7 separate regions of the Homo sapiens genome follow, and regions 2, 3, 4, 5, 6 and 7 are each linked to region 1. The links are chromatin contacts, found by Hi-C in ENCODE. All regions are on one chromosome and are shown on one strand. Each heading gives the region's core, a stretch centred on a gene start or an enhancer-like site at or near the end of the contact. The rest is flanking DNA. Distances are from core to core; before and after follow the strand shown.

The links. Hi-C counts contacts between places; a loop is a spot of excess contacts on that map. Pooled maps may share reads with other maps.
Region 2: a pooled map shows a loop between it and region 1 (4-fold over the local background). The contact joins the enhancer-like site here to the promoter of POLQ in region 1. A Hi-C loop is called at or near these places in 2 of 50 pooled maps.
Region 3: a loop to region 1 is called in a pooled map, with 9 times the contacts of the local background. The contact joins the promoter of PDIA5 here to the promoter of POLQ in region 1. A Hi-C loop is called at or near these places in 7 of 50 pooled maps.
Region 4: a map with no recorded cell type shows a loop between it and region 1 (6-fold over the local background). The contact joins the enhancer-like site here to the promoter of POLQ in region 1. A Hi-C loop is called at or near these places in 7 of 37 single-sample maps with no recorded cell type and 9 of 50 pooled maps.
Region 5: a map of CD8-positive, alpha-beta T cell shows a loop between it and region 1 (15-fold over the local background). The contact joins the promoter of COX17 here to the promoter of POLQ in region 1. A Hi-C loop is called at or near these places in 3 of 168 maps with a recorded cell type or tissue (CD8-positive, alpha-beta T cell and naive thymus-derived CD4-positive, alpha-beta T cell) and 7 of 50 pooled maps.
Region 6: a map of HCT116 shows a loop between it and region 1 (20-fold over the local background). The contact joins the enhancer-like site here to the promoter of POLQ in region 1. A Hi-C loop is called at or near these places in 3 of 168 maps with a recorded cell type or tissue (HCT116, HepG2 and endothelial cell of umbilical vein), 4 of 37 single-sample maps with no recorded cell type and 8 of 50 pooled maps.
Region 7: a map of CD4-positive, alpha-beta T cell shows a loop between it and region 1 (9-fold over the local background). The contact joins the enhancer-like site here to the promoter of POLQ in region 1. A Hi-C loop is called at or near these places in 1 of 168 maps with a recorded cell type or tissue (CD4-positive, alpha-beta T cell), 3 of 37 single-sample maps with no recorded cell type and 8 of 50 pooled maps.

The regions. Positions count from the first base shown.
Region 1 is chr3:121,544,688-121,547,395 of GRCh38, reverse strand. POLQ (DNA polymerase theta) reads left to right here and starts at 1,408. Exons shown (of 30, transcript NM_199420.4): 1 at 1,408-1,681; 2 at 2,490-2,669. The coding sequence starts at 1,519. RefSeq lists enhancers at 1,260-1,554, 1,446-1,675.
Region 2 is chr3:122,773,038-122,775,737 of GRCh38, reverse strand. All of the region lies in intron 2 of HSPBAP1 (HSPB1 associated protein 1), which reads left to right. Among named protein-coding and RNA genes, the nearest start is that of HSPBAP1, 19 kb to the left of the region's middle. Within about 2 kb of position 1,342, at least 3 of the 41 ENCODE cell types and tissues checked have a DNase peak (open chromatin) inside an H3K27ac peak, as active enhancers do.
Region 3 is chr3:123,065,716-123,068,415 of GRCh38, reverse strand. PDIA5 (protein disulfide isomerase family A member 5) reads right to left here and starts at 1,391. Exons shown (of 17, transcript NM_006810.4): 1 at 1,210-1,391. The coding sequence starts at 1,251. RefSeq lists a silencer at 1,097-1,336.
Region 4 is chr3:122,619,967-122,622,666 of GRCh38, reverse strand. PARP15 (poly(ADP-ribose) polymerase family member 15) reads right to left here. Exons shown (of 12, transcript NM_001113523.3): 8 at 1,056-1,223. Among named protein-coding and RNA genes, the nearest start is that of PARP15, 44 kb to the right of the region's middle. Within about 2 kb of position 1,371, at least 2 of the 41 ENCODE cell types and tissues checked have a DNase peak (open chromatin) inside an H3K27ac peak, as active enhancers do.
Region 5 is chr3:119,676,033-119,678,732 of GRCh38, reverse strand. It overlaps COX17 (cytochrome c oxidase copper chaperone COX17), which reads left to right and starts at 1,327. Exons shown (of 3, transcript NM_005694.2): 1 at 1,327-1,529. The coding sequence starts at 1,423. RefSeq lists an enhancer at 889-1,148.
Region 6 is chr3:122,939,326-122,942,025 of GRCh38, reverse strand. SEMA5B (semaphorin 5B) reads left to right here. Exons shown (of 23, transcript NM_001031702.4): 5 at 2,556-2,601. Among named protein-coding and RNA genes, the nearest start is that of LINC02035, 54 kb to the right of the region's middle. Within about 2 kb of position 1,330, at least 4 of the 41 ENCODE cell types and tissues checked have a DNase peak (open chromatin) inside an H3K27ac peak, as active enhancers do.
Region 7 is chr3:123,328,886-123,331,585 of GRCh38, reverse strand. ADCY5 (adenylate cyclase 5) reads left to right here. Exons shown (of 21, transcript NM_183357.3): 5 at 570-697. Among named protein-coding and RNA genes, the nearest start is that of ADCY5, 120 kb to the left of the region's middle. RefSeq lists enhancers at 228-1,015, 2,237-2,700. Within about 2 kb of position 1,450, at least 12 of the 41 ENCODE cell types and tissues checked have a DNase peak (open chromatin) inside an H3K27ac peak, as active enhancers do.

The DNA of each region.
Region 1 (2,708 bases), core at 159-2,658:
TTTTTGAGACGGAGTCTTTCTTTGTCGCACAGGTTGGAGTGCAGTGGTGCGATCTCGGCTCACTACAACCACCGCCTCCCAGGTTCAAGCAATTCTCCCGCCTCAGCCTCCAGAGTAGCTGGGATTACAGGCACCCGCCATCATACCCGGCTAATTTTTTGTATTTTTGTAGAGACGGGGTTTCACCATGTTGGCCAGGCTGGTCTAGAGCTCCTGACCTCAGGTGATGCACTCATCTCGGCCTCCCAAAGTGCTGGGATTACAGGCGTGAGCCACCACGGCCGGCGAGATCTCTTTTATTTCTTTAATAGTACTCTTCATTTCTGCCCAAGCATATGGCACACTTCATTAACTGACTTGTTTAATGTCTGCCTTATTCTCTAGACTCTTTCTCTTTGAGAGCAGGAACCATTTTATGCCATTTCACTGCCATTTACCCAGTGGCTAGCTTACAGTAGATACTCAGTAAATAGTTGTTGATTGCGTAAAAGGCCAAGAGAAAAATGTTTCATTCACGGAGTAATGTCGCCATCTCGTGGAACTTTAGAATATTGTCATTTAAATCAAAAAAATGTTTTCACGGAAGGAATTGATGGTTCGAATGCTATTTTCCAGATTGTATTCGAGTGTTTTTTTTTTTTTTAATTGGACTGGACCTTTTGAGATTTTTAGTGCTCTAGAACTGCACAGCCTCTTCAGGTCAGGCTTAGGGCCTACTAGTTTTGCTTGGTGAAATGAATTATGCAACTAGGTAATGAATGGTCACCGTTTTACGTTCAGAACTCGTTCGCTTCTACCTTTACAAAAGGGACAACACAGATGCATTACTAAGCTCTTGGCTCATAACGATCCCTGGGGTATATTCAGAGCCCCTTCCTCGCGGCGTTCATATAGTGTCTCAGGGGTCTGTCAGCCAGCAATCCCCAATTCCTCATTACATATTCCTCACAATGCATGCTGGCTAAAATGGAAATTGTGTTCAGAAATAGCCCTGCCCTACCATCATATACTAGGAGAAAGGAGGAAATTATGCTCTATTAGAAACCCTAGGCTATCTTGCATAATGCTTCTCAATCTGAAATAATTTTTTACAGAATACCAATACGTTAAGAAGAGCTACTTCCCTGATCTACCTATTATGGGCAGCCCATTTTATGAAGTTAGCATGGCCTTCCTATTCAAACCAGAAATGGACAAAAGGAGAAGGAAGGCTTTTAGGTCAGTATGGTTATAACTGTAGATTCTGTATTCTTCCTCTTTAATCTATCTCTCATATTAACCAACCAGGAGGTTGGAGGCCGGAAGTCTTAGACGCCAGCGAGAGCCGCTCCTTCCCCACGAGTCTATGGCTTTCGGGTTACTTAAGCCACGGAGAACTCTATGGTTCCGGGGCGGGCCGGGAGGTTTGAGTTTGAAGACTGGCGGGAAGATGTCCGCAGCTGTTGCCAGGCCAGGGTTCTCCCGAGAGGGAGGACGCTGGGACTGTGGCTTGCCCTGATCGGCCGAGAAGAGTTTGCCATGAATCTTCTGCGTCGGAGTGGGAAACGGCGGCGTTCAGAATCAGGCTCAGATTCGTTCTCGGGAAGCGGCGGTGACAGCAGTGCCAGCCCCCAGTTCCTCTCCGGGTCCGTGCTGAGCCCGCCGCCCGGCCTTGGTCGCTGCCTGAAGGCCGCAGCTGCAGGTGCTCCAGGAACCCGGGAGGCCGCGGGCAACGGGGGCAGCTCCGCCGGGCCATGGGTCGGGAGGTGTCCTCACCCCACGGGACTTGCTTCGTTGCATACCCCATTGGGCTTCTACTCCCCTTCTCTGTGACTGGGGCCTGGTGTGGCAGGTCACTTTCTGTTCAGACATACGCGTGTTTTCAGTGATCGCCTGGTATTAATGTTCACGTGGCTTCTGGATCTTTCGACCTTTAGAGAAACAACTTCCTAGTTAGCTTCATCCCATCATCTGTTGGGCGGCTCGTTCCTGGTAGTACCCAGTACTCCTTACAGACCCTTAAGACAGGATTGTTGGGCCTGGAGTACGGCACAGGCTGTTCGGCGTCCAGGGGAAGGCTGGAAGGGATTCGTAATGAGATTGGTTGGGTGTCCCGTGGATGTCGACCCAGTTTTTTAAAATCGTTAGTTGTGCAGTCGTCATGGAACTAAAACTTACTATAAATAGAAACTCACCTAACTTAGCTTTGTAATGCTTGCATATTGCCCTCCTCCCCCAACTACACCCGTAATTCCAACACTCTTTATCTACTGTGTATTGCACGCTTTTTTGTTCGTTTGAGGCTTTTAAGGAATTTTTATTATATGCAGTAAATAACAATTTATTACTTTTCTATACATGGTCAATTTCTCATAAGATTCTTGAAGTCAGGATGTGCTTTAAAGAGCTTCATTTCAACACATAGGAATTCCAACACACGGTGAAGGGCTAACTGTAAAACTCATATATTAGAAGTAAATTAAATTTTAATTTTTTCTTTTTCCTAAAAGGAGAATGCAAGCCTACAGTTCCTGACTACGAAAGAGACAAGCTACTATTGGCAAACTGGGGACTTCCTAAAGCAGTTCTGGAAAAATACCACAGTTTTGGTGTAAAAAAGATGTTTGAATGGCAGGCAGAGTGCCTTTTGCTTGGACAAGTCCTGGAAGGAAAGAATTTAGTTTATTCAGGTATCCAAATTTATGTAAACTAATTACTATTTTTAAGAT
Region 2 (2,700 bases), core at 93-2,592, 1.2 Mb before region 1:
ACATTTTGAGAAACCGTTTTCCAAAGCAGCTGCATCATTTTATATTCTCACCTTCAATGTATGAGAGTTCCAGTTTTTTCCACATCCTTGCCAACACTCCATTTTAAAAATTATAGCTATTCTAGGCCGGACGCAGTGGCTCACGCCTGTAATCCCAGCACTTTGGGAGGCCAAGGCGGGTGGATCACGAGGTCAGGAGTTTGAGACCAGCCTGGCCAACATGGTGAAACCCCGTCTCTACTAAAAGTACAAAAAAAAAGAAAAAAAAATTATAACTATTCTAGTGTATGGGAAGTATTATTATAGTTTTGATTTGTGTTTCCTTAATGACTAATAATGTTGAGCATCTTTTTATGTGTGTGTTGGCCATTTGTATGTCTTCTTTGGAAAAATGTCTATTCAAATCCTTTGCCCATTTTCTAATTGTTTTTGTCTTTTTATTATTGAGTTATAAGAGTTCTTTATATATTCTGGATACTACCCTTATTAAGTATATGACTTGCAAAGGTCCCACTACCCAGAGATAATCACTAGTTATATTTTGAGGTATGCCCATGTAGGCCTTTTTGTATTTTAAAAATAAAGTTATATTAATTTTCACAGCTTGCTTTTTTTTTTTCTTTTACTCTGAGCAGCTTCTCTTGAGATTGTATGATTTTTCAATGGCTACGTAATATTTCATTGTTTGGTAGTATCATAATTTATTTTAAAGTTTTGATGATTTAGATTGCTTACAAGTTTTAAATTTTAAAAAGACTGTAGTGAACATCTTTGCAAACAGATTTTGTCAGTTTCTGATTACTTCCTTAGGATTGATACCTAGAAGGAGAGTTACTGGATCAAAGGATATGAGCATTATCATCAGTAGCAACACTATCTGTGAAGCTTCTTACACCAGAACTTCTGAATCATTCTGATTGCCTGTCTTGAATGGTGTCTTGTGACTCAGTGACTTACATCCTAAATATCTAGCATCTGCCTGCTTCTGTCTGTCTCCACAGCCATCCTCTAGTGGGCGTTACCCTGCTCGCTGTCTCTCACCTCCATAGTTGCGTGGCCTCATCCTAGTCTCTCTGCACCCCTTGCCCTCCCTTCCCACACCATTCCTCATACTGAAGCCAGAGATGACTTTTAGGAAAACAAATCTAATCTTATTTCTCTGCTTAAAACACTTAAATGGCTTCCAGTTACGCTTAGGCTAAAGACCAAAATGTCCATTGTGGTGTGGAAGGCCCAGCATCATTTCTGTCCCTGAGCTCAGGCCAGACAAGCATTTTTCAGTTTCTGTATTTCCAGGGCTTTGTTTCTTCCTACTTCAGGGCCTTTGCATGTGTATGTAGTTCCCTGTGTCTAGCCTCTCTTTTCTCACTTCCCTTTCCCCCTACTTTACCTAAATAATTCATCTCCTTCTGTCAGATCTTAGCTTAAATGTCATTTTTCCTGACCAAATCTATCCTTCCCCATACCCCAAATCAGGTGTGACTATTCAATTACCTCAGAACACTTTGTATTTCTTAGTAACACTTAGCACAGTTGTAATCACATGGTTGTATAATTACCTGTTTAAAGTCTCTTCCCCTCAAGAAGGTCACTTCTGTGAGGGCAAGGGCCACGTCTCATCATGGGCTGAGCACCTAATGGACATTGAATTTGTGAAGTGAAAGAATGAAAGACTTTGAAACATACAGCTAAGGGCTTTGCACGAAGGCGGTTTCTATTTACATTCTTTTCAGAACATGTGAGGGTTCCTGTTTTGCTACTCTTTGGCCAAAACTGAAATTTATCTTAAAGATCTTTCAGGCTGGCCATGGTAGCTCATGCCTGTAATCCCAGTTCTTTGGGAGGCTGGAGCAGGAGGATTGCTTGAGCCCAGGAGTTCAAGACCAGCCTGGGCAACATAGCAAAACCCTGTCTCTACAAAAAGTATAAAAAAATTATCTTGGCATGATGGTGTGCACCTGTTGTCCCAGCTACCCAGGAGGTTGAGATGGGAGATCACCTGAGCCTGGGAGGTCGAGGCTGCAGTCAGCTGTGATCATGCTACTGCACTCAAGCCTGGGAGACAGAATGAGGCCCTGTTACGTGAAAAATGTTATCTCATTATTTTAATTAACATTTATTTGGCCGGGCACAGTGGCTCATGCCTGTAATCCTAGCACTTTGGGGGGCCAAGGTGGGCGGATTACCTGAGCTCAGGAGTTCGAGACCAGCCTGGGCACGTGGCAAAACCCCGTCTCTGCTAAAAATACAAAAAATTAGCCAATTAGCCAGTGTGGTGGTGCACGCCTGTAATCTCAGCTATTTGGGAGGTGAGGCGTGAGACTCGCTTGAACCCCAGAAGCAGAGGTTGCAGTGAGCCAAGATAGTGCCACTGCACTCCAACCTGGGCCACAGAGTGAGACTCTGTCTCCAAAAAAAAAAAAAAAAAAAAAAACACATTTATTTGATTGCTGGTGATGTTGAACATACGTTCATGTTTATTAGTAATTTGTATTTTTTCCTGATAATTGGTCTTTGACTATTTCCTTATTGGGATTTTAGGGTTTAAAAATTTTTTTGAATTCTTCATATATATTATGAAGATTGTGGCATGGCACAGTGACTCACACCTAAAATCCCAGCACTGTAGGAGGCCTAGACAGAAGCATCACTTGAGACTGGGAGTTCCAGAACAGCCTGGGCAACATAGCAAGATCCTGT
Region 3 (2,700 bases), core at 142-2,641, 1.5 Mb before region 1:
CACAGACCGAAGAGAACAGGGGGCTTCTTTCCCCACCCACTTCCAACCAGAGAGTACCAGGCCACTCCTCACTGGTGATCCAAAAGGCCAGGGTATTGGGAGATGGAAGTGTTTCAAGCAACTCAACCCACACTTTTCTCCTCCCATTTGCCCAGTGTCCTTGCCACACCCAAATGGAAAAGAACGGGAAAATCTGGGTTGGGGGGAGGGTGCCAGGAACAGGAAGTTCCCTGGAACTTCAGGGGAAAAGGACCAGGATGGTCCTAAAATAAGGGAGCGCATAAGTTATGGAAAAGATGGGGAAGGAGGCCACAATATCTCATCACACACCCACAGCGAAACGAAGGCCAAACCCCAGACCTGGGCCGGCAGGCACACCCATTCCGACCTCTCTCAGGGATGCCTGGAGTCCCCCCCACCAAGTGTAGCAAACTACTCTTGGAGTCCACTCCTTTTCCACTTTTGTAAGATTTTGCAGTTTACACAGCTTCCTCCACTGAGACCTCATCCGACTCTCAGAACCACCCTATGGGGGTAGCTTTGCCTTTCTATATCATGCATGAGGAAACTAGCTCAGATACATTAAATGAACCGCCGCGTCACACAGCTAGAAAGTGGCTGAGGCTCGAGCCCGCCTCAGTTGGGTGTAGGAGCAGCTCCTCCGCCGGGGCGGGCTACGTCGACCCCACCCAGCCCACCGAGCCTGGCCTGTGGGCGGAGGCCCAGGTGGTGGCCCGCAGTTTCCCAGACGCCTGGGGCCGAAGCCAAGAACAAGGTGGCCCTAAACCAAGGTTTCCGGCAGTGCAGGTAGTAAGCACCCCCATCCCACCCCGCACTCACACAGGTGCAGGGCTCGGAGTCTGGAGCGGAGCTCACCCCGCAGCCCGCCGGCGTCCTGCCCGACCGGCTGTGCCCCGACCTGCATCCCCGCAAAGTTGTGGCCGTGGCGTAAGCACCCTGCCAGGGATCTCCCGGCGCCCCACAGCTGCCTCCTGCCCCTGCGTCCGGGAGCGCTTGGCGGCGAGGGCACCGGGACGCCCGCTGTCTCCCGCGTAGCACCCAGTGCCCGCCTGCCTGGCATGCACGCCCTCATCCCGGTGCCCCGGGGCAGCTCCCCGCACGTTCCGCAGAGGGCTGGAGCAGAGAGCGCAGAAGGGCACGCGGGACACACGTGCTGGCCCGGCCCGGATCCCTGCCCCACAGTCTCACCCAGATTGCCAGCAGCAGCCACGCCGGCCCGGCCCGCGCCATCCCAGCAGCGCTGCCCACCGCTGGCTCCTTTCTCCACTCCGGCGCCCGCTCCCGCCCGCCCGCCTGCTAGCTCCACCGCGGCCAACCACCACGGCCACTTCCCAGCCGCTCCCCGCCTCCGAGTTCCCGGTGCCACGTCTGCCAAAGCATGCGCAGCAGCTGGGGAGAGGCGGCCGGGAAGAAGTGCTCGCTGGGAGTTGTAGTCTGCAGCCTGGCTCAGCTGGGGGCTGCGGGTGCGGACTGGGCTCCGAGGCCACGTGGCAGCGAGTGAAGTGCGAAAAGGCAAGGTCAGGGAGTAAGGGAAGGCAATTAATGAGCGGGGGCTTACTCTGTGCCTGGAGCTTCAGAAACAGTATCTCACGCAGCTCACAGAAATTAGGTTTTATTTTCTCCACTTTGAGGATTAGGAGGCAGCGCAGGGAATTTAAGTACGTTGATCCAGATCACACAGCCGGTAAATGGCAGAGTCCAGGGCTGCCTGTGAAGGACAGGAAAAGCCCTCATCCCTGCCTCCCAGACTCCCTCCTGCTTATTCTATTTAACTTCAGTAAAACATTATTGAGCTGTTGGAAAACAATCTGGTGGTTCCTCAAAAAGTTAAACATAGATTACTATATGACCAGCAATTCCACCCTTAGGCTAATACCCAAAAGAATTGAAAACAGGTATTCAGACAAATGCACGTACACCAGTGTTCACAGCAACACTATTTACAATAACCAAAAGGTAGAAACAACTCTAACGTCTGTCAAAGGATGAATGGGTAAACAAAGTGTGATACATCCATCTAATGGAATGTTATTTAGCCATTAAAAGGAATAAAGTGGCCCAGCAGGGCAGCTCATGACTGTAATCCCAACACTTTGGAAAGCTGAGGCAGCAGAATCGTGTAAGACTAGGAGTTTGAAACCAGCCTGGGCAACATAGCAAGACCTCATCTCTGCTAAAAATAAAAATAAAATAAAATAAAATAGCTGGTGTGGTGGCAAGGGACTGTAGTTCCAACTACTTGGGAGGCTAAGGCGGGAGGATTGCTTGAACCTGGGATATGGAGACTGCAGTGAGCCAAGATCATGCCACTGCACCCCAGCCTAGGCCACAGGGTGAGACCCTGTCTCAAAAAAAAAAAAAAAAAAAAAGGTGGGGGGGAGAGAATAAAATGCTAATACATTCTACAATGAATGAATCTCAGAAATGTATGCTAATGAAAGAAGCCAGACACAAAAAGTCACATATGATGTGATTACATCTTATGAAATATTTAGAATAGGTAAATCCACAGAGACAGAAAGCATAGTAGTGGGGGTGGGGAGGAAGGAATGGGGAATGACTGCTTAATGAGTATAGGGACTCCTTTGGGAGTGATAAAACATTTTGGAACTAGATGGAGATGATGGTTCCACAACATTGTGAAGGTACTAAATGCCACTAAACTGTACACTTTAAAAT
Region 4 (2,700 bases), core at 122-2,621, 1.1 Mb before region 1:
GGGGAGTGACTGCATCTTACTCATGATTTTCTCCCCAGTGCCTTGCACAGAGCCTAGGTAACGGCATTTCAATTCAATGAATGAATGCACAAATGAGGAGCCGGCTGGGAGATGCTGAAGTAAACCAGATGGGGGAGGTCTGAAGAGTTTGGAAACAAAAAGAAAGGCTGGAATTCAACAACTCTCTGGAAGAAGATTCAGCAGGACTTGCTGACTGTGGGTGTCTGGGGACACAACAAAGCAAGGATGGCAGGCCAGGGCAGCTGGGAGCGTCATGGCACCACCAAAGGAGGAAACGAGAAAGCCCAGGAGCTCAAGAGGAGTGTCTGTTTTCAAGAGAGGATCATGAGTTTGGATTCTGATGTAATGAAGTTTCTGGTAATAGAAAACTCCCCCAGAGGAGATCCTGGAGAGAATGAGAAATGCTGATTTGGGAGTCAATGCAGAAATGTTACCAGACATGAGACTGAATGAATCCCCCAAGGAGAAAAAATGAAGAGTGAGAAAACTATGAAGTTAAGGACCAAACTTGGAAAGATACTTAGGGAACATAAAATAAAGAAGAAAGGGGTGGGCACAGTGGCCCATGCCTGTAATCCCAGCACTTAGGGAGGCTGAGGCAGGCGGATTGCTTGAGCCTAGGAGTTTGAGACCAGCGTGGGCAACATGGGGAAACGCTGTCTCCATAAAAAATACAAATATTTGCCAGGCATGGTGGTACACACCTGTGGTCCTAGCTATTTGGGAGGCTGAAGTGGGAGGATTGCGTGAGCCTGGGAGGAGGAGGTTGCAGTGAGCTGAGATTACACCACTGCACTCCAGCCTGGGCAACAGAGTGAGACTCTGTCTTGAAAAAATAAAGAAGAAAGATGGAGGAAAGAGGCTTCGGCCCAGTAGCTGGTGGTGCCCTCCAGATCTAAAAGATGGCTCCCTCTCTGATTTACATCATTGTTCCCACTTTCAGATGGATTCAGCACTGATCTGCTTAAGAGTGAGACTAATTCTAAAGGAATTTGTATCACTCAAATTTTATTATAGAATGATAAGCTGCAAACCTGTTCCAATGGCTGGAAGGGAAACCGATGTGTACTTCCTCTGTTCACACTCTTCTAGAACACTGGTGACCGTTTTCCTGACATCTTTTCCCCCAGGAACATGAATTATTATTTTGCACTTTAAGCATCCACCTGGTGTAATTATAAAATCTCTGTGAGGCTGTGCAGCTGAAAAAAAGGAAAGAAAAACAAACATGCAGCCCATTAATTACTGGAGGCAACACTTTGATTTTTGAGAAATGAAAACAGCTGACATCCGTGAAGGCTGTGAAGCCCAGTCTCACTCGAGCTTGTTGGTTTCATTCACTGGACTGTGACAACCACATTTTCTTTACAATCAGAATTCTCGAGCTCAACAAATACACTGTTGAGTATTTGGGGTGCTGTTCAAAAGTACTTTATCTGCATCAATCTGCTCAATCCTCAAAACAAGCCTATGAGGCAGGTACTGTTTTCCCCATTACACACATGAAACAGCCACAGAGAGAGGTAAGGTCAGTAGCTAAAGATTGCCTAGGACTCGAACCCAAGCAGCCAGTCTCCATAGCTCTTAACCCCCACTCTGCTGTCCCAGAAGAGCAATTTCTATGCACATTCAGCCACATTAATTTTGAAGGAGATAAAAGCAACGTACTCTGTGGCACAGAGGTGTGAAAGGATGAAAACTTCTCCTTGGCTCAGGACCCTAGAGCTCTTGAGCACATGGAAATTATGAGGGCCATTTTAAGGCACTGCTTCTTTGGTTCAGACTGCTCTGAGTAAGGCTGGGGCCAGCAAAAGGGAGGAGGAGAGTGGATCCCTGCCCATCCCATCCTGCCCTCCTGAGGAGCACCCATGACCAGGCACTCCCTAGGGCCCCTCGGGTGTCCCTCCCACCCTCCCCTCCCAGGCAGCCTCCTCAGGCTTTTCCAGCTTGTCCAGCCCACCTTCATCCTCTGCTCCTGCCTCCCAGGCACAGCGAGCTCTCCCAGTACTCAAACACCTGCTAACGTCCTCATGTTAGTAATCAAATATTACCTTCCTTTGCTGTCACTCCAGAACTGTATTCACTCCAGAGAAATTTCTTAATCAGAGGACAGCTACTAAGATAGGAGTTTCAGGCATTGTAGCAGGTCGGTTGTGGGAATACATTGTCAAACATGGTGCTCTATGACTTCTTGAAAGCATACTCATAGCTGAGTGTCTACCCTACTCTGCAAGGGATATTTTGAAGGACAAACAGTTTATAATCACTACCTTAGGTTCCCCACTCAAAGTCCACACTCATTCATAAAAGGATTAGAAGTTGGCTATATGCAGTTGTGCTGGAAGAAGTAGAACAAGTTTGGGGAAAGTTTGTACAGCACTTCACAGTTTACAGAACTTTTCACATTAATTGTTCCTTCTGATCCTCAAAACCACCTGTGGCACAGCTTTCCCACACTACTTATTAGTAGAACTTTCCTACTGATGAGAGAAGCAAAGCTCTTAGCAGTTAGATGACGTGCCTAGGATCGCTCAGTAAATGGCAGAGCCTGGATTATTAGGACCCAGGCCTGGGTTCTTTTTACTACTCAGGAAGTAAGAGACAGATGAGATGGTGGGATGAAGAACCTCTCCCCCATAGCCTCCAAGTTCCACCACCTCTGCCTGCTCTTCCAGTGAA
Region 5 (2,700 bases), core at 78-2,577, 1.9 Mb after region 1:
TCCTTATTGAAAGTTTTCAGATGACAAAATGGGGATGGTCTTAGTAACCTGAAAAATACACATATAGAAATTACTCTTATACAGCACCAGTTCACAGACACGCCTGTAAATTCCCTGAGTTAAATATCTATAATATAGAAACAAACTTTGATTAGGTGATGCTGAAAGTTTAAGTACCTAAAAATACCTATCACCCTGCAGCTATTGAACAGTGCCTCCAAGTCCTGCTTTAAAAAATGATTTTATTGGCCAGGCGCGGTGGCTCATGCCTATAACCTAGCACTTTTGGAGGCTGATGTGGGCGGATCACCTGAGGTCAGAGTTCGAGACCAGCCTGGCCAGCATGGCGAAACCCCGTCTCTACTAAAAAATGCAAAAATTACTCGGGCGTGGTGGTGCACACCTGTAATCCCAGCTACTCAGGAGGCTGAGGCAGGAGAATTGCTTGAACCCAGGAGGTGGAGGTTGCAGTCAGCCAAGATCGTGCCACTTCACTCCAGCCTGGGCGACAGAGCAAGACCCTATCTCCAAAAAATAAAATAAAATAAAATAAAAAAGAGTTTATTGCCTGTTTCCAACAATACTCTGCAGGAAAAAAATCCAATGATTATATCCATTTCATTGCGAATAAGACGGGCACCAGTTTATCTATGTACCTGAGGAAATGCTATGGAAATGGTATTTTTCAATTTTATTCATCAGTATATTAACGAATATATGACTGAATAATTCATACTGAATTCAGATCAGTTGGAGGGGGGCTATAAATGCAAATTAGCTGAGGATTTAATGTGCGTAGGAGGTGTATAGGGGGTTATAGGACCTTTTAAATTCCCCCAATAGTTGTGGACTCGGTGGTTCTATGTCTTGCTATTCATTTTTAAATAGGTCAATGAAAGAGAGGAAAGGCCTGCAGTGTGTGGGGATCAGGAAGAAGGCGGATAAAAGAAAAGGGGGAAACTAGTCTGTTATTCAAGGGAACTGGCTTTCACTTATGGTTTCTCCTGTTTGGCTTGAACAAATCATTTCACCATCTTGGGCTTCCGTTTCGATATTGGGTGGGGAGGAGCGGGTGTTACGAGATCTCTCAGTTGTCTTGCTGCTTTCTTTCTTCGTGAGCCCTCCCCAAGTTGATTTAACAAATACTCTATGACCTAGAGTCCTAGAGTGTAAATACCACAGTCCAGGTGAGCGTTCAGCGGGCCTCCTTGCGCATGCGCTGAAGGGGGCACCCTCTCGTTAAGGCCCGAATTTTGCCTCTTCTGCGCACGCGCTCCTTTTAAATTCCCCACCTGTCAGAGAGAAGCAGGACTTCCTGTACTTTTTAGAGCGACTGCCGGAAGTGACTGCGGACGAATCGGCGTTTGCCGAGGCTGGCATAGATTTGGCTGTCTCCGCTCATAGCTGCTTTTGGCGCGAAAGATGCCGGGTCTGGTTGACTCAAACCCTGCCCCGCCTGAGTCTCAGGAGAAGAAGCCGCTGAAGCCCTGCTGCGCTTGCCCGGAGACCAAGAAGGCGCGCGATGCGTGGTCAGTGCGCAGCCGGAGAGGGCGCGGCCGACGAGCCCCGGGCCGCGGCCTGTGCCTTCCGGTGCCTCTGCCCTACGGCCTCTGCCCTCTGCCTTCTGCCCTCTGCCCTCTGCCTTCTGCCCTCTGCCCTCTTCCTTCCCCCCTTCCCCCACTCCTCCTCCCTGTCTGCCCCCCCCCCCCGCCCCGCCCCGCCCCGCCCCATTGCGGCGCTCTGGAGATAATTATTGGGCCTTGTAGGTTTCGTGGTCGGGTCTCTGTTGACTTATCCCGTAGCTTAGTACCGGGAAACGATGGAGAGAGAGGAGAACGGCAAGCTTCAACCACTCATTCCTTCCTACAAATGTGTGTTGAGTATCTGTTATGGGTTAAGCACTGCGTTAGGTCCGAAGATGTAGACATGGATAAAGATGCATCTTGATATAAAGGAGCTTAAAGTTAATGGAGACATAAACCAGTGACTTGTATACGACGTGGTAAGGGCTATGATAGATTTGTTAAGACCAAACAGGAAAGGTTTTCTGGTAATTTCTAAGGCTTTCTCCCAAAATTTAGAGACAGTAGGACACAGAGTGTATTCCTTACAGTTCTGAAGAGTTACGCTTCAACCCTTTTAAGACAACCAAAAGTTGAAAATCAATCAGTCTACGACGCAGGGGACAAAGTATTAAGAATAGTTCATCTAGATTGTCAATCCACAAAAGATTTGTTCTCATTTTATATAGCCTCTCTTGTGGAGCAAATCTCATTAGAGGACGTCCTCAGATAACGTGAATGTGCATCTCTTCCTCTGGCCCCTTTTGTCTTCCCAGATAGTAGATATAAGAAAGAAATCATTAGTGGTATAATGGGATAATAAGAGTGTAGGAGCTCAGTGCTTTTATTAATCCTCAGTACTTTGTAAATAATACGGGTAGGATTGAAAGACTAGTCTGAACAAATTGTTCCAGTGGTAACAGTAAGTGCTGTTGAACCTTGAATGGTATGACAGCATGATTAAGAGTCTGGGATCCACAGTCAAGGTTTGAATCTTAATCCACTAACTTGGTGACCTTGAGCCTCATGTGTCTGTAAAATGACTCTAATAAAAGAAACTCCCTCCAGTATTATTGTAAAGGTTAATGATACAAGCCATGTCAAGTGGCTAACACAGTATACATGGCAATAAATGATC
Region 6 (2,700 bases), core at 81-2,580, 1.4 Mb before region 1:
CACCTAGTGGTGAGGTTCCTGACTGTGCCCCCAGAGGGAGTCTGTCCATATGCAACTATACAGGAGGATGGACTTTATTTTCCCAGCAAAGAGAGTAATTGTTTTACTCTCTATTTTGAGATGACTGTCGATTTACACACAGTTGTAAGAAATAATAGAGATCCCATATACCCTTCACCCAGTTTCCCCCAAGGCTAACATCTTGCATAACTGTAGGACAACATTAAAATCAGGAAACTGGCCTTGATGTGATCCTTCAACCTAATTCTGATTTCACTAGTTTTACATGTGTACTTCAACAAACCCAAATGGTAGCATCCGAAGACTCTACTCTGAACCTTGTGAAAGCATTTCAAAAGCTGCCATTTATTCCGCACCGGCCATGTGCCAGGCACTATTTTATATGTCATATATGTAGTAAGTCAGTTACTGCATGTAGTAAAGGTAGTAAATCACACATGTATTTAATCTAATACATGTAGTAAATCATGCCTGCAGTAAATCATTGAATCTTCACAAGTGGGTGAACCCAGGAAGTGGGTTCTATGTACCCCCATTTTATGGACCAGGAAACTGAAGCTCAGAGAGGTTATGTTACCCTGTGACTGTGGTCACACTGTTCTTCCTCATCCGCTCTGCGGCTTCCCCAGAAGGTGGTTATGTTTTCTGTCTGGAGGCTTCCCACACAAAGATGGAGGGACACTTTTTCCTGCATCCTTGAGCCTGGCTATGCCCTCAGATGGACAGGGAAACTCAATTCTAGACCTGGTCCCTTAGGCTTCTTAGAGCCAATGTAGTGGGTCTTTGGCCACTTTCTTTTCCTGTCTCCAGCTCATTTTCCTTCCTCCTTTTCTTCTGCCTGACATTGTCTTCCCTTCTTCTTGACCCCTGGATCTCTGGAATTCAGGCTAGGGAAATTTTTTATTCATTTATAACCCTCCCTTGTTCCGAAAGGGATTTAGGGTGGGTCAGGCTACAGAGATTTCTCTCTGTTCTCATATTCCAGCTCCCAGGAGAGTTGACTGCGATGTTGTGATGAATGATTTTTGATGGGATAAAAATGAATAAAGTGATGCAATGTTTCCCCTAATTTGTTAAAGCTGTGAGCAGATGCCTGTGTTACCTAAGCAGGCAGCTGGGGCACAGCCATAAGCTGGAGCTTATCTGTTCCCAGGCCAGGAGGGTGGGATAGGGAGAGCTCTGCTAAGGACTTGGGGAGGGGGTTGGAGAAGGACAGCAGAGGCCTGGAGCCAAGGTCACCTGGGAGGCCCGCCCAGCCCCAGGACAGCAAAGAAGATGAGTGGGGCCTGGGCCTGGAGCCAGAGCTGGGAAGAGAAGCCTCCTGGCCTGCGGCATCTCCTTCCGGCTCTGGATTCCTTCAGCAGGGGCCCTCTTTCTCTTCCGGTCCCACTCCACAGCCTTTCCCCTCATTTCCCTCCTCAGCTGAGGTAGGCCAGAACTTTCTAAAATCTTTGTTCCTAAAAAGTTTAGGAACCAAAATAGGAATAGCCCAAAGAAGACAGAAGAACCAAAGAAAGAAAATTGGTGGGGGAAATCAAGACTTTGCATCTGTTCAGCATGAACAGAGCCTTTAAATGTGCATCACACCATTCCTCTGTCTCCACAGTCCTGTGAAATAAGAAAGATAGCCATTCACTTCCCCATTGTACAGATGCAGGCACTGAGACTCTCAGAAGGTGGCAGGTGGCTGAGCTGGAATTCTCCCTGTCTGTGCATGGTGGCCTTCTGACTCCAGCATCCATGCAAACAAATTTCAGCAGCAGCTGACACTTATGATACTCAATAAGTGTCTGATATCATTATTACTACTAGTAGTATCCTCTTTGTTACTGAAGGTGAAAACTGTTTGAGGTTGATAAGTCTGGAAGCCCTGTGCAGGCTGGACTGTGGGGAGAGGGATGGTGAGGTGGTGGATGGGGTCGTTTGGGTTAGAGGAGAGAGGGTGGTCCAGAAAGGTGGCCACAGAAAGGTCAGACCTGGAGTCACTGACTGCTGGAGAGACTGCAGGAGATGAACAAACAAATCGGACTCAGGACCCCGGGATGTGGAGCCAGGAGAGATGGCTGGCCTGTGTGAGAAGGGGTGAGTCAGGGTGGAGGGCCAGAGTAGGAGGAAGCTGGCTGTCTGCATCTCTGTAAGAGTGCTGTGAGGCTTTACATTTAACAGCCTCCATGGTTGGAAAAGGTGGGGTCAAGGGGTTCCTCCCAGGGCTAGCTGAGTTGGCTGGGAGCAGAGACAGCATGGAACTTGGAGGAAAGTCTGGGTTTCAATCCTAACTCCTTCACTTACTATCTTGGTGACTTGGGCCATTTACCCACCTTGCTTCTTCATCTGTAACTTGGAGCTTCCTGGATTTCCTCCCAGGGTTGTGTGAAGATTAAGTGAGCAAATGGAGGTAAAGCTCTCCTTAGGGGTTGACCCTAGGCAATCAGCACCCAGTCCTGGCGTCCCAGGAGGCCCAAGCCAGGAGGCTGCTCCCTGGGTCCTGCCTGCAGAACCAGCGTCACTTAGGATGTCTGTTTCCATTTTCACAGGAACTACCTCTTCAGACTCAGCCTTGCCAATGTCTCTCTTCTTCAGGTACGATTGCTTTCTTCCCTTCCCTTCCTATAATTTCCCCTATTCCAGAGCCCAAGGCAGGGCAACGCAAGTGGCGCCATTCAGAATTCAGCCCCTAAA
Region 7 (2,700 bases), core at 201-2,700, 1.8 Mb before region 1:
TTCTTGGCACTCATGTGCTTGCTAGTTGAGCAAAATTCTTTTTTGATAAAAGTCTCAGACAGGCTGAGTCAGTGAGCTTTTGGTTAAAGCTCATTTCTGCCTGCTTCAGTCTTTTTGTAAAAGGAGGAGAATCAGACAACTTTTGATAGAATCTCAAGCAACGAATCAGAGTGACTCCTGGGGTGTGGAGGGGACCAGAGACCCTTGTACTGGGGCTTGGGGCCTTCCTTAAGCTGATAAGGCCACCCTGCTGGCTGAGCTGCAGTTCGACCAGCCAAATTCCTCTTGGGGCTCTGGAGTGGATCTTTAAAAGTGAGCTCCTGAGTCTGGGAGCTGGAATGCCGCTCAGGGCTGCCCAGCCCATCCCTCCATCCCCACAATCCCTCCCTCCCCAATGTCTCCTGATAAGCCTGTCCCAGGACCATGCCGAGTTCCGGCGTGGGCCTGCGCTCACTGCCCTAAAAGGCAAGTTATTCCAGGCACGGGGTGAATCTTTTTGCTTCTCGTTTCTTTCCCTCCCACTTCTCTTTCCTACTATTTTTAATTTGTAAAATTAATTTGCTTTCCAGGAGAATCACTGTTTACGTATTAAGATCCTTGGGGATTGTTATTACTGCGTCTCGGGGCTGCCTGAAGCAAGGGCTGACCACGCCCACTGCTGTGTGGAGATGGGCATGGACATGATCGAGGCCATCTCGTAAGTGTCCACCCCCCGGGTACCGTCTCCCTCCCTGGGACTGTCCACAGCCCGAGCGACTGACTGACCTGCCGGCTGCCTAGTTGGAGGCAGGGAAACAGTGGGGTGAAACTGTCTGCCAAAAGGTGCCCAGCCAAGCTGAGGGTTGGCGTGTGCCACCAGACTTTCTGCCTTCTCCAGGGTTCCTGTTCCCTACAGCAGCCTGGGCAGCTTTTCCCAGAGGAAGTGTGTGGGAGGGGAGGGCTCTGCAGACTCCAGGAGTGGAGGAGAGGCTGGCAGCCATGTGAGGATCCTGTGCCGTGTGAGGCCCTTGCACTTCCGGGGCCTCATGTTTCCTACAGACACCCAGCCAGGCATCGAACTGCTGGTTCCACTTCTTCCCAGATGTGAAAGGTTGGGCTCATAGGGGTTAGACAACTCCCCAGGGTGCTACTACCAGGCAGGCGGATTCAAATGCAGGTGTTCCGCTTAGAGAGAATCACCCTGCCTGTGAGCCATAGCAAAAAGGCACTTTGGCCAATTCATGGCTATCACTGGCCACAGAAGGAGCCCTGGTCATTGAAAAACATGGGTGGTGCAAGCTTATGTGACAGCCAAGGGAGCAAGTCAGAGACTTTGGGCTTTAGAAATAGCTTGGGCAGGGGCAGAGAAAAAAGGCACAGAGGGCAAGGTCAGAGGCGGGAGTGGCTGCCAGGAAGGCAGCCGGGTCCGTTGGTTTGGCTCAGTTCTACTTGCAGCACTTGCCAAGTGTCCCCAGCAAGCCTGAGCTAGACAATCAGTCTCCCCGGAAGCACAGAGCCTTAAGGGAGAGAGACCAGGACTCCTGGTGCTCAGATACAAGGCACGTCATGTGGACACGGCGAGGTAAGGGAGGCAGACTATTGAAGGAGGGCCCAGGAGGGGACAGTTGATTCCACTGAGAGGATCAAGAGAGTTTGCCTGAAGGAGGTGGCCGTGGAGTTAAGCCAAAAAGACAGAATGAGCCATTGTCAAGCTAAGCAAGTATCCAAAGGCACTGTGGATGGAAAGTATTTCAGTGAAGGTATTCTGCTGCAGTGGAGGTATTTACCAAGTTGATTCAGGACAAGAGAAATGATGGGTGACCTCAGTCTCCCCTGCAGTGGGTGTCAGCCTCTTGCTGATGGCGTGGGATGGGGTCAGGGAGTCTCAGTGGTGGTCCCACCCACTGGGGCAAGTCAGACTGCTGGTCCCCTGGCTAGCTGAGTGCGCCCATGCCCCAGGTGTTAGGGAGGGTCTAGGGCCCTAGAAAGTGCAATCTGAGTTCATCCATTACCCTACTTCCTGGCACCTGCACCCTCTCCTGCAGATGCTGGGCAGGTTCCCATGGGCCTCAGACATGCACCTGGAGATGTATGGCTTCCTTCCCAGTCTGCCTCCACTGCTCGCCCAGCATGAGGAGTTATAAGTGCATACGGAGGGCCTGCCCTGTCTACTGGGAGCTCCCAGATATGGATATGTGGTGCATGTGGCCGGGACCAAGCTTTCCTCTAGGGCATGGAGCACCCTAAGCCCCTGCACCTGCCCAGGCTCCCCTTCCCTCCTGAGCAGGCCATACCCTTGAAACCTGGGTAACCAGCTTTTGCCATCACCCTGCTAACATCTTGGAAGCAGCAGTGTGGATAAATCCAATAAAAAGATAATCCAAAAGCCATTTCTGTCTTACCCACAAGAGCATTATACAAATAGGGTTTGGAGTGGTGGTAACTTCCCTGTTTAATTCAAGTCGGCCCTAACGTGCATTTGCATTTTTCCAATCACAATTTAATTGACAGGGCAGTGCTGGCCAGAGGTGCCCTCCTGGAGGGGAAGCAGCAGGGCTCTAGGTTTTAGTGTGGCACCGCGCCACCTTGTGGCCAGGCCGGGAACAGCCCCTTTCACAGCCGACTGCACCTGCCGCCCGCCCCAGTGCCCTTCAGGCTGAACGTTCTTGGACTCTAGGGCTGGATGGGAGAGAGAAGACTCTTTGACCCCCGCACCTTCAC